Regions from separate parts of the Homo sapiens genome. Here all the other regions are linked to region 3. The links are chromatin contacts, found by Hi-C or POLR2A ChIA-PET in ENCODE. All regions are on one chromosome and are shown on one strand. Each heading gives the region's core, a stretch centred on a gene start or an enhancer-like site at or near the end of the contact. The rest is flanking DNA. Distances are from core to core; before and after follow the strand shown.

Region 1 (3,157 bases), core at 452-2,951, 770 kb after region 3:
TAGTCGAGTCGTTGAGGGGGACGAGAGGATTTGGGGGTCTGAGAAGGATTCCAGAAAGTCTGGGAGAGCTGGGCGCAGTGGCTTACGCCTGTAATCCCAGCACTTTGGGAGGCTGAGGTGGGCAGATCACTTGAAGCCAGGGGTTTGAGGCCAGCCTGGCCAACGTGGCGAAACCCTGTCTCTACCAAAAATACAAAAAAATTTAGCCGGGCATGGTGGTGCCCGCCTGTAGTTCTAGCTACTCGGGAGGCCGAGGCAGGAGAATCACTTGAAACCAGGAGGCAGAGATTGCAGTGAGCCGAGATCGCGCCACTGCACTCCAGCCTGGGCGACAGAGCGAGACTCCATCTCCAAAAAAAAAAGTCTGGGAGTCTGGAGGGATCTGGATCCAAAAGGCTTGAAAGGTCTAAAGGTGGTCCAGGGATGCTGAAGCTGTATAAGAATCTGAGAAGTTCTGAGGGGGCTCTAAGGCTGACAGAGGAACCCGGGAGTCTGGGGGGGTCCGAGGGAATTAAAGGCCCCAGGATGCTCTGGGACTTCTGAGGGCAGGGAGGGCGGGACCCAGCCTCAGCTCCCTGCTGGTTGCTCACAGATGCAGCTGCTGCGGGACGAGTCGAGCAGAAAGCCGTCGGGGCACACACACGTGTACCCGCCGCGCGTGTTTGCACACTCGCCGTGCTGGCAGCGCCCGCCAGTCGCGCACTCATCCACATCTGCCAGGGTTGGGGAGGTCACCGTGGAGTCAGGAACTTGATCCCTGCAAATCCCGCCCCCAGAACCAAGCCCCTCCCACCCCTGCCCCGTTGCACCTTCGCAGGACCCATTAACTCTTTCAAAGCCGGTTGGACAAGGTCCATCTGGGGCGCTCACTCTTTCGGAGTTCCCTGTGGCGAGAGGAGAGGGGTGGGCCAGGGACAGGTGGGCAGAGCGAGAATGGAGTGGGCAGAGACGAAGACGGGGTGGGAGGGACTAAAAGATGTTGGCTGTAGTTTAAGTGCAGGGACAGCCTTAGGTTGGCAGTTGAAATGGCAACATTGGAGACTCCCAAAGTATATGGTGGGGGGCCAAGGCACAAAGGCAGGGTGAGAACAGAGTGGCCAAAGTCAGAAAATGGGGTGGGTGGTCCCAGAGCGGTATGAAAAGCTCAGGACTGGAAGTCGCCTCCACAATGGGGTAGGCGTGGCTACAATTTGTGAACTGGGTTTATCTAGGGCAGAGTAGGAGGAACGGTGAGGTTGTCACCACTCCCCAGCTCCGAGCACTTCGGGGACGTCCTGGGGCTTACCCAGGCGCTCGGAGCACAGCTGACAGTCGTGAACGCCCCAGGCCAAGCCGGCCCCTCGGCAGCAGACCTCCTGCGTCCGGAGCCCGGGCAGCGGGGACGCGCACTGCGGGGAAGTGTTGGGTGAGCGCGCCCCCGCGCGGAGGCAAGCTCCGGGCCCCTCCCCACGGGCCTCCTCTCACTTCGCCTCCGCGCAGCTCCCGAAAGCAGTAACCGAAGCCCGAGGCATCTGAGTAGCCGTCCTCCCGCGGCGCGCTCTGTGCCAACACCGTGTAGGGCGCTGCCGCCTCCGCCCGCGCCGCCGCTTCCGCCCGCGCCACCGCCTCAGCGTCCGCCTCCTCCCAAGGGCCAGACACACGCTCCACCTGGTGCACCACCACCGACGCCTCCTGCGGGTGCTCCACGTGGACGCTCACCATAGATGCCACGCCTAGGGGAGGCACGGCCGGGCAAACGGATGTCTACACGGGTTCTTACGGGGTGGGGCTAGACAAGGCGGGGAGGGCGAGCTGGGCAAAGGTGCTCGGGAAGGCGGGAAATATGAGGGTCAGGGGCAAAGTGAAATGCTTGACAGGGGTCGGAGGGGACTCTGGCCACCCTTTCCTCACCGTGCTCGTCGTCGCGGTGGTTGGCCAGTGGCATAGTGTACACGGAGCGGGTGAGGCCTGGTACAGCCGGGGCCGGGGGCCGGGCGCCCGAGGAGTGCAACTGGCAGAACTTGCCAGCGAAGTCCGGGGGACAGAGGCAGCGGTCAGGCTTCACGCACACACCGCCATTGTGACAGATCAAGGGACACAGGACTGGGAGGAGAACGAGGACACTCAGGGGCGCCACCATTCCTGGCAGGTTCTCCTGGGGTCCCTACTCCCTCAAGGTATCATTCATTTCTAAGTCGCTCCGCCCTTAGCTGTCATGTGGCCCCGCCCCAATTCTGGCATCAGCATTGGCCCAGTCCAGTTGTTCAGCCATCAGAGGTACGGTCCCACCCACTAAGTCGGCAGGATCTCGCTCTATTGCCCAGGCTGGAATGCAGTAGCGTGATTATGGCTCTGCAGCCTCGACCTCCTAAGCTGAAGTGATCCTCCCATCTGAGCCTCCTAAGTAGCTGAGACGACAGGCGTGCACCACATCGGGCTACGTTTTTTAAAAATTTGGTAGAGGCGGGGTCTCACTATGTTGGCCAGGCTGGTCTTGAACTCCTGGGCTCAGGCAATCCTTCTGCCTCAGTCTCCCAAAGTGCTGGGATTACAGGCGTGAGCCCAGCCAGCCCTCAGGCTGTTTATTCACTTTCATGTCAACCTCTCGGATCCCAATTTCTGGCTGAGTCCACGGAGTTCCAGACCAGCCCAGACGGCGCTGACCCCGCCCATTCCGTAGTCCGACGGAACCCTTTGCTGTTCCAGCCCCTCCGACCCAATGCTGATCCCTTCCATTGACTCAAACCACATTTTAACCACTCCCTGGCATAACTCCCCGCCCAACTCTGTCTCCTTCGCATTCTATGCCCGCCCACACTCCCTCTGCTTGGTCCACGAAGTCCTACCTCCGCCCCCTGGCTGTGCCCCCTTTGTAGCCCCTCTCACATTACCTTCTACCCGCGGGATTCTAAACCCCGCCTATCCAGGAGCTTAACCTGCTGCCTCTAGCCCCTCCCACCTTCCTTTCCGCACTCTGATTCGCCCGGCTCACTTGTTCACGCCCCTCCCACCCCACCTCCAGGCTGTCCGGGTGCCCTAGTTCCGCCCACCGCGCTGTGTCTCCGCCCAACTTCTTTCTGGCTGGGGCTTTAGAGTTCTAGCTCGGCCTTACAGCCTCCAGTAGCACCGGGGCGGAGCCACGAGCGGGAACGCGCCTCCACTCCCCTCTGCGCGCCCT
Region 2 (2,862 bases), core at 68-2,567, 890 kb before region 3:
CCCAACAGGCCAACCTCACCCACTTCCTGAACAGTCATTACTGCCCGCCCCCTTTCGAGCTGCCCTGAGAAAAGAAAAGGGGAAAAAACTTTACTCTGAAGTGACTAAGAGAACCTGAGAGGCCAAAACAGAGGCCTCTAGGAGGGTTGGGGGACCCAGAACCATAAGCCAAACACAATGAGAGGCAACCCCGACTCAGTCTTCCAGCTACTGGGGGACCCTTGACCTCATGCTCTCTCACTAGGGGCCTGCTCCTCCTGTGGACCCTGGAGTCCCAGGCCTGCCCTTTCTTGGGCCAATCCTGGGGTCCTCACAGGCAGAGCCTGGAGGGCGTCCCGGGGCTGGCACCCAAATGCCCAGAAGTTGGGCAGCCATCACCACCTAATACCCGCTGACCCACTAGACTACCATGTTGGGGACTGAGATCTGGCTCCAGTTTTTTCCAAGCACAAACCTTTGCATACCCCACCCAGGGCCTACAACTATGCCGCCTGGACCCCTAGACCTTGCTGCCTGGCCCAGCCTCTCTTCGCCCCAGAGCTGCTTTCTTTCCCCTAGGGCCTACTCTCTTCCTGTCCACCCTGTCTGAATAACTCCCACCCAAGCCCCGGGGGCCCTCACCTTCCTCAGATCTGAGTAGTAACTCCCGGAGCCCAGGCCAGCCCAGGCCCTGGCTCTTTGGGGTCTCATACCCTCTGTTCCCATTAGCCCTCCTGGCACCAGCTTCTCTGACACTCTCTCTCTCATCCTGTCACTACCTCTATCTCTACCTCTCGGTTAAAATGCCCTAGGCCCCCTCCTGTCACCCCCTCCTTGTCACCCCCATTTATCTCTGTCACCTATTCCTCCCAGTCACTGTCCTGTCAGCCATCTCCGGACCTGTCACCTTCTCTCCCCATCACCTCTCCTTGTCACACTCTCCAACTCTGTCCCCTCCCTCTCCCTGTCACCCTGATCTAGTCCTGTCACCCCTCCATTCCTGTTACCCTTCTTTGCCCACCACCCCCTCCCCCAGTTACCCTTTTTCTGTCAAACCCCCACCACTTCCTCCACTCCCTCCTCCCTTCCCACCATTCCGCCCACCCCTTTCCCCCTGTACCCCCTCCCCGTCCCTGCCACCTGTCCCCTCTCGGCCCCCAGCCCCCCGGACCCCCCTTTCCTGTGTCAGCCCTGGCCCCGCCCCTCACCTTGGGCTCGGCGGGGTTTCGGGGCGGGGGGCCGTGGCCCCGGCTCGGTCCGGTCCGGTCCCTCCCCGCCCCCCCTCCGGCTCTCCCTCTCGATTCTCCCTTTTTTTTTTACTCCAACACACAAAATGGTGAATGGACCTGCAACAGCTGGAGCAGCCAGCCAATCAGCGATCACAACCCCACTGACCGGCGCCAGCCTAGACCAATAGATATCCGCAGACTGGTCGGCTCCGCCTCTCGACGACGAGCGACGCTCGCGGCGACCAATTGGGCCCATCGGGCAGCGCTAGGGGGCGGGGCCAAAGTCCAAGACCGGCCTCCCTCCGGGACCGACACCAACCTGAGCCTACGACTGCCTGATCTGCCTAGGGCCCTACCCTACAACAAGTGAAGGACACCAGTCGTGTCCAATTGCAGGCCGTCTTAGTTCCAAATGACAAATACAGTACCCAGTCGCCATGCAGCCTAGGCCGGAACCCAGCCTCTGTGAGGGACAGTAGCCAATGAAATGAAAGGAGGAGGGGCTAAGGGACGGGTTGTCCAATGAACGGAGGTAGAAGGCGTGGCCCGAACGTTTGTTGACCGGCTAGTCGCAGTTCCTGCTGGGAACCGTAGTCTTCTCACGTCTTCGGCCCATAGCCGACAGTACAAGGCAGACTACAACTCCCATGTGACAGAGTGCTTGGAGCACCAAAGAAACCCGGCGAGGAGAAAAAGTCGAAAAGGGCAGTTCGTCGTGAGTCTCACTGGACGCCAGGAGTATCTTAGACCCAGGGCCCCGACTCACCCGTATTCCTGGCTCTGGCGTCGCCGGTGGCTCCTCTCAGTGGCAGCGGTAGCGGCACGAGGGGGAGGTGCAAGGAGCAGCCAACCGCCACCCGCGAGCCCCGCAGCCAATCAGCAGCGGCCGGGGCGGTGCAATGACCTCACCGGTTCTACTCTCTTACCCCTCCCCCACGTGGTTGTTGCTGCCGGTAGACGGAGTAGGGAAGTTTGGATTGGGGGAGGGGAGGAGAACCAGTGATGTCACCTTTCCCCTTGTTGATTGGCTGCCGGGTGGCCGGGACTACGACCAATTGACGGTCTCGAAAAGTCTGGCGCGGCCCCGCGGAAAGCCCTGTTGCCACCGGGAGGGGAGAGAACGCGCGCTTGTGGGGTGTCGCGCGCTGCAGTATAGGCAACGCGCGCGGCCTGGGGCCCGGGGGACAGGTCACCTCCTCCAAGAGTTTGACATTTAGGACAGCGCAGTTTGACAGCCCACTAGGCATTGGGGCAGGGGGCCGAGATGACGAAATGCAGCGCTTCTTGGGGCTTCGCACTGCATTACGTGGAGAGCTACACTTTGTGGGTGTACGCCCCTGACAGAGGCAGATTTTTAAAGATCCCAGGGGTAGGAGGGTATCACACTGGAGTGGAGGAGGACAGGGAGATGCCCTGTTTGTAGTAGATGCCTGCTGCCCAGATACGGGTTTACAACCAGATGGTGAACCTGTCTGCAATGCATCTATGCCCTCCACTTTGTATTCGCCCTGGTCCGAGGCTAATGGGAAGCAATATGGGTACGCTGGCCGCAGGGAGGCTTTCTTTTGCCTGTGACAGGTTCAGATTCCACACTGGAATTCACACCACTTGTGAGGAAACTGCATCCAGTCTATTGCAAGTCATACTGTCCATG
Region 3 (2,874 bases), core at 120-2,619:
GGGATTACAGGCGCCCACCACCATGCCCGGCTAATTTTTTTTTTTGTATTTTTAGTAAAGATAGGGTTTCACTGTGTTAACCAGGCTGGTCCCGAACTCCTGACCTTAGGGGATCCACCAGCCTTGGCCTCCCAAAGTGCTGGGATTACAGGCGTGAGCCACCGCACCCAGCCAAATTCTGGGCATTTCTCTCAGGCAAAAGCCACATACCCATCACACTTACCCCAATAAGTTGCAGCACCTGTTGCACCATGCCTTACACACTTACCTGCCCCACAAACACCCCCAATATCCATCCCAGGTTCATACCGCGTGACCACCTATCCAGGCCCAGGCACCCCTCCCAGTCACACACACACCCATCCCCTACCCCCAGTGCTGCCTGGAACTGCACTCTAGTCTACATTCCCCATCCTCTGTCCCCTAGACCTGCCCCCCGAAGTCCCCTGCCACACAGCCCCATCTAGGCAAGCCCAGCCTCCACCTCCACACATTCATCTCCCAAAGGACTCCTTGAATATTTGCCCCAAAACATCAGCTCCCAGAAAACACCCCTTTCAGGTCCCCAACCTTCTTACACATTTATCCCAATTGACTCCGTGCACAACCCTACTCCCCACTGCATCACAAACCACAGACACCTGTGCACACACGCACACATGCACCCCGGCACTCTCTCCTATTCTCATGACCTCTGGCATGCCTGCCCCACTCATCAGGCCCAGGCACCCCTGCCCTACTCCACCCACACACCTATGACTCCACACAACTCCCACACATGCACCAGCTCTCCAGAATCCTTTGCACACCTCGCCCCCATAAACACCCTCAACCCCAGCACACACATACACGTACACACGCAACACAACCAGAAAGAATATTCTTCTTCTCGTCCTACGATCCCCCTGGAAGGTCCCCAAGCCTCCTGCCTGCTCATTCCAAACCTTGACTGAGCCGATTTCCTCGCCAAAGCTTTGCCCTCTCATCCCCAACTCCAGGACCCAGGGAAGGGACTGTGACCCCCACCCACCTACGTCCCTCACTCACCGCTCACGATCACAGGCCGGGGCTTCCTGAACCCTCGCAATGACACTTGCCCGGACCCTGCCACCGAGGATCCAAGGGGCGCTGGGACCTTGCGCTTTGCTCTACGCGGGTCTCAGCGCCCCGGGCCCGCTGCGCGCGGGGGCGGGGACGGGGCGGGGCGACGGCTTCCCAGGCTCTGTCCCTCCGCGGCGTCCGGCGAGGGATCCCTGAAAGCCGACGTCAGCGTCCAGGAACGGGTTCCTACGACTCCCGGGGGTCTGGGAGCAGGCGGGAATCCTTGGAGAACTGCAGCCCCTTCCTCGTGAGCCCAGGCCCAAGCTCTGCCGGAGGAGGGGGCACCCCGGATTCTCCAGGGCCTTCCTGGCTTGGCCCCGCCTCCCTTCCCCTTTGCGCAATAATAGCCAATAATAATAACAGCAACAAGGACCGTGCGCCCTGTTCTAAGTGCTTTGCAAATAAACTTACATACACATGTATTCCTCAGCACAACCCTAAGAGGCATAATCGTTTATTGTCCTGTTTCACGCGGGAGGAAACTGGCAAGCCGAGGTTAGGTAAATTGCCTAGGGGTACATCATTGGTTCATTGAGGGCAGACTGTACCCAAGCCCTGTGTTAAACGCTTTACATTCATCATCGCATTCATTCTTCCTCTCAGCTCCGGGTTTTTCTTGTTGTTGTTGTTGTTGTCGCTGCTATTTTACTTTGGTTTTTTTGTTTGTTTTGTTTTGTTTTTGAGACGGAGTCTTGCTCTGTCGCCCAGGCTAGAGTGCAGTGGAGTGATCTCGGCTCACCGCAACCTCCGCTTCCCGGGTTCAAGCGATTCTCCTGCCTCAGCCTCCCGAGTAGCTGGGATTACAGGGGCAAGCCACCACGCCCAGCTAATTTTTGTATTTTTAGTAGATGAGATTTCGCTGTGTTGGTCAGGTTGGTCTTGAACTCCTGACCTCAGGTGATCTGCCCGCCTCAGCCTCCCAAAGTGTTAGGATTACAGGCGTGAGCCACCGCGCCCGGCAGATTTTTTTTTTATTATTATTTTTTAAAAGACGGGGTCTTGCTCTGATCGCCCAGGCTGGAAGGCAGTGGCGCAATCATTGCTCGCTTCAGCCTCAGACTCCTGGGTTCACTGCAGCCTCGGCCTCCCAAAGCGGTGGGATTACAGGTGTGAGTCACCGCGCCTGGCCTATTTTGTTTTGGGGTGTTTTTTTGCGGAGGAGTGCTGAAGGGGTGTTGGCTTGTTTTTAATCCCTGTTTTGCAGATAAAGAAACGGGCTCACGGGCCGGGCGCAGTGGCTCACGCCTGTAATCCCAACACTTTGGGAGGCCGAGGCGGGCGGATCACGAGGTCAGGAGATCCAGACCATCCTGGCTGACACGGTGAAACCCTGTCTCTACTAAAAATACAAAAAATTAGCCGGGCTTGGTGGCGGGCGCTTGTAGTCCCAGCTACTTGGGAGGCTGAGGCAGGAGAATGGCGTGGACCCGGGAGGCGGAGCTTGCAGTGAGCCGAGATCGCGCCACTGCACTCCAGCCTGGGAAACAGCAAGACTCCGTCTCAAAAAAAAAAAAAAAAAAAAAAAAAGAAAAGAAAATAAACGGGCTCACTTGCATGCTCACTTGGCCACAGTAAACAGCTGGTACCAAGCCCAGCATATTGTAACCCCGGGCTGTGTTCCTGTGGCCCTTGCTAAGCCAATGGGTGAGGAGGAAGCAGAGGCAGGTGGGTTAGGAGTTTCTAGGGAAAGAAGGCTGAGGAGTGGGGTCCAGTAGGGGGTGATGCTCTGATTGTCACGTGGTACAGTGATGTTCATGAGTCAGCATTTGGACC
Region 4 (3,193 bases), core at 9-2,508, 580 kb before region 3:
TTATCTACTTAAAAAAATTTTCAAAAAAAAAAAGGTCACCTGGTTATCCCATATAGATATTTTCCTTCCAGCCCCACCCAGCTGCTTTGGAAAATTAGGATCCCAGTCTGCTTAAGGGAGCCCAGGCTTCCCTATACTTCCACACACATTTCTTGAGGCCCTGTTCTGGTTCACCCCATTAGAATTCAATTAGAATTCCAGCCCTGTGGGCCAGGCACAATGGCTCACGCCTGTAATCCCAGCACTTTGAGAGGCTGAGACAGGAAGATCACGAGGTCAGGAGTACGAGACCAGCCTGGCCAACATGGTGAAACCCCGTCTCTACTAAAAAAATACAAAAATTAGCTGGGCGTGGTGGCGGGCGCCTGTAATCCCAGCTACTCTGGAGGCTGAGGCAGGAGAATCGCTTGAACCCAGGAGGCAGAGGTTGCAGTGAGCCGAGATTGCGCCATTGCACTCCAGCCTGGGCAACAAGAGCGAGACTCCATTTCAAAAAAGCCCACAAAACTTCTCAACCTTTTGTCTTTCCCAACTTCACTCCCTTCTCTCCAAAGGTGTGTGTGGCGGGGTCGGAGGTGTCCCTAGCCCCAACTCATTCATCTTTGGGACTCCACAAGGTGGGGCAGGGGGCAACCTCAGATACCCCTCCAGCAACCATGGCCCCCTCACTAGCCTCAATCTCTTGAGGAAGGAATCAATTCCCACAAATTATCTAAATCTTTCTACTCAAAATGTAGTCCATGGACCAGGGGCATCAGCATCACCTGGGAACTCAGAAATGGAAATTATGGGCTCCACCCCAGACTTGCTGAATGAAAACATCTGGGCTAGGGCCCAGGAATCTGTTTTAGCAAGCCCTCCAGGTGTTTTTTTATGCCCTCTAGAGTCAGAAGGACAGCTCTGCACGGTCCCCATTGTGCCTTCCCTGGGAGAGTACACAACGCCCGCTTCTGCCGTTAGAGTTCCCATAACGCCCTCGCTCCTGACAGCCCACATGCACCCTCCTGAAACTACAACTCCTATAATACCCAGAGGCGCGCGCCGTCACTTTCTGGGATTATATCTCCCAAGGTGTTTTGCGAGTCAGACCGCCATCATAGCGCCCATCCTCTTAGTCACCGTCAGGACTACAACTCCCACAATACTCGGCGGCAGAACTACAGTCCCCAGCTGCTCCGGGGCTGCGCCACGTCGACTCCGCTGGGTGGGGCCGGCGTCGGGCGGGGCCGGCGGGGTCTTCAGGGTACCGGGCTGGTTACAGCAGCTCTACCCCTCACGACGCAGACATGGCAGCGCAGAAGGACCAGCAGAAAGATGCCGAGGCGGAAGGGCTGAGCGGCACGTGAGCGAGCTGGCTCTAGGCCCTCGGACCAGAGACCCGGGAGTCCGGGCCCCCGGCCCCCTCCTCCCTCCTCCCTCGAGAGCCTGGAGTCCCAGCCCCGAGCCGCAGAAGTGTTGGCCCCGGTCTCCTCTAATGGGACCCTGGAGTCTGGGCCCCTAGTCCCCTCCCTGCCTGCTGTACAGGAATCTGGGGTCCCGGGAGGGAGTCCAGGCACCCTTAGTCCCCTTCTTTTGCGGGGGTCTGGGGCTCCATCCCGGTCCACCACTGACCCGGCCCCACCCCCCGCAGGACCCTGCTGCCGAAGCTGATTCCCTCCGGTGCAGGCCGGGAGTGGCTGGAGCGGCGCCGCGCGACCATCCGGCCCTGGAGCACCTTCGTGGACCAGCAGCGCTTCTCACGGCCCCGCAACCTGGGAGAGCTGTGCCAGCGCCTCGTACGCAACGTGGAGTACTACCAGAGCAACTATGTGTTCGTGTTCCTGGGCCTCATCCTGTACTGTGTGTGAGTGCCTCCCGGGCCCCGCACCCGCACTAGCCCCGACCGGCTGGACCCCTCCTCTCGCCGCTCAGGCCCCGCCCTTCACCGCCCGGTCCCTCCTCTCACCGCCCAGGGCCCTCTTCTCACCGCCCAGGCCCCGCCCCCAAGGATTGGCTCTGCTAGACTACCTTGTCACCAAAGGGCCAGGTCCCCTACCCCACCATCACCCTGGCCAGGATGCAGTGTGACTAAATGTCACCTGGCCCTCCCTGGTCTCCAGGATGTAGCTTGCCGCCCGCCGGTGGAGAAGGCCAGGGCCGTCGGGCTGGCCCAGCCCCAGCTGTCTAACCGCTGCCTCCCTGCACTCCTCCTCCAGGGTGACGTCCCCTATGTTGCTGGTGGCTCTGGCTGTCTTTTTCGGCGCCTGTTACATTCTCTATCTGCGCACCTTGGAGTCCAAGCTTGTGCTCTTTGGTGAGAAACCCCCTGCCCAGATGAATCCTTGGTCCCTCAAATCTTGGTCTTTTGGAATGCAGACAGACCTCAGACCCCAAATCCAAGTCCTTCAAAACCCAAGTCCGCCCAAGCCTAGATGTACACTAGATCCCCCAAACCTGATCCCTTAAAATCTCAGACACAACCGATCCTTCCATCGAGTCTCAGCCCCCTCAAATTGCTATTCCTCAAACCCAGGATCCACCTGGCTGCTGTGCCTTAAACCTACTCCTTTTCAAACCACATGACTCCTCCCCTCTCTCTCCTCCCCTTGCCGCTCTCTGCGGCCAACATCAGCTGCAGGTGCCCACACTGGACACCAGGTGGCCACCTTACACTGGCCTAGATCTGTTCCCGTTTCTTTTCCTGCTTTCTGGGGTGTGACCAGAAAGAACTTGGAACTTAGAGAGGGAAGCCGAGGAGTATGTTTCATGTGGTTCCCAGACTAGTAGTACCAAGGACCACTGGGAAAACAAAATGCCAGGGGAAATTCCCCCCAGGGGAAAATCAAGGTTTGGAGTGGGGTCAGGGAGTTGGGATTGGACAGTTAGGTAGACCTGAAGGCCAGGCTCTTCAGGGGCCTGCAAGTTATGTGCTTGATGGGCTGGGGTGGAGGGAGTGCCTGAAGCACAGGCACGACTTGGCTTCAGCTGATCACCGTCACCAGAGCATGTAGACCCCATCCCTGAGACTTCTATGAGAAGCCTGAAGTTGGTATTTTTATGTGAAATCGTTCACTTTGCCAGCCACAAATCACATCCTTGCAAAACAGCTCAAAAAACACATCCACAGGTCAGATTTGGCCCTTGGGCCACCAGTTTGAGACCCTGGTCTGCGCGAGGGTTGCAGCAGGAGAGCCCTAGTCTAGGGAGCAGGAAG

What was found. A loop is a pair of places that touch in the nucleus more often than their neighbours do. ChIA-PET counts read pairs that join two places held with the same protein, here RNA polymerase II (POLR2A). Pooled maps may share reads with other maps.
Region 1: a pooled map shows a loop between it and region 3 (4-fold over the local background). The contact joins the enhancer-like site here to the promoter of TMEM91 in region 3. A Hi-C loop is called at or near these places in 4 of 50 pooled maps. POLR2A ChIA-PET finds 5 or more read pairs at or near these places in 2 of 52 experiments (PC-9 and naive thymus-derived CD4-positive, alpha-beta T cell).
Region 2: a pooled map shows a loop between it and region 3 (5-fold over the local background). The contact joins the promoter of CIC here to the promoter of TMEM91 in region 3. A Hi-C loop is called at or near these places in 1 of 168 maps with a recorded cell type or tissue (CD8-positive, alpha-beta T cell) and 6 of 50 pooled maps. POLR2A ChIA-PET finds 5 or more read pairs at or near these places in 2 of 52 experiments (CD4-positive, alpha-beta T cell and HEK293).
Region 4: a loop to region 3 is called in a pooled map, with 4 times the contacts of the local background. The contact joins the promoter of RABAC1 here to the promoter of TMEM91 in region 3. A Hi-C loop is called at or near these places in 4 of 50 pooled maps. POLR2A ChIA-PET finds 5 or more read pairs at or near these places in 2 of 52 experiments (WTC11 and naive thymus-derived CD8-positive, alpha-beta T cell).

What each region holds. Positions count from the first base shown.
Region 1 is chr19:40,603,960-40,607,116 of GRCh38, reverse strand. It overlaps LTBP4 (latent transforming growth factor beta binding protein 4), which reads right to left. Exons shown (of 30, transcript NM_001042545.2): 2 at 1,891-2,082; 3 at 1,465-1,712; 4 at 1,286-1,388; 5 at 810-884; 6 at 591-713. Among named protein-coding and RNA genes, the nearest start is that of LTBP4, 4.2 kb to the right of the region's middle. RefSeq lists an enhancer at 600-894 and silencers at 1,258-1,507, 3,092-3,151. Within about 2 kb of position 1,701, at least 36 of the 41 ENCODE cell types and tissues checked have a DNase peak (open chromatin) inside an H3K27ac peak, as active enhancers do; they include PC-9, where a contact is called at or near this core.
Region 2 is chr19:42,267,707-42,270,568 of GRCh38, reverse strand. CIC (capicua transcriptional repressor) reads right to left here and starts at 1,317. Exons shown (of 21, transcript NM_001386298.1): 1 at 1,188-1,317. RefSeq lists an enhancer at 1,818-2,327.
Region 3 is chr19:41,375,028-41,377,901 of GRCh38, reverse strand. TMEM91 (transmembrane protein 91) reads right to left here and starts at 1,369. Exons shown (of 4, transcript NM_001098821.2): 1 at 1,048-1,369. RefSeq lists a silencer at 1,124-1,253.
Region 4 is chr19:41,957,386-41,960,578 of GRCh38, reverse strand. RABAC1 (Rab acceptor 1) reads left to right here and starts at 1,258. Exons shown (of 5, transcript NM_006423.3): 1 at 1,258-1,342; 2 at 1,631-1,843; 3 at 2,196-2,293. The coding sequence starts at 1,287. RefSeq lists an enhancer at 881-1,170 and silencers at 1,281-1,530, 1,981-2,050.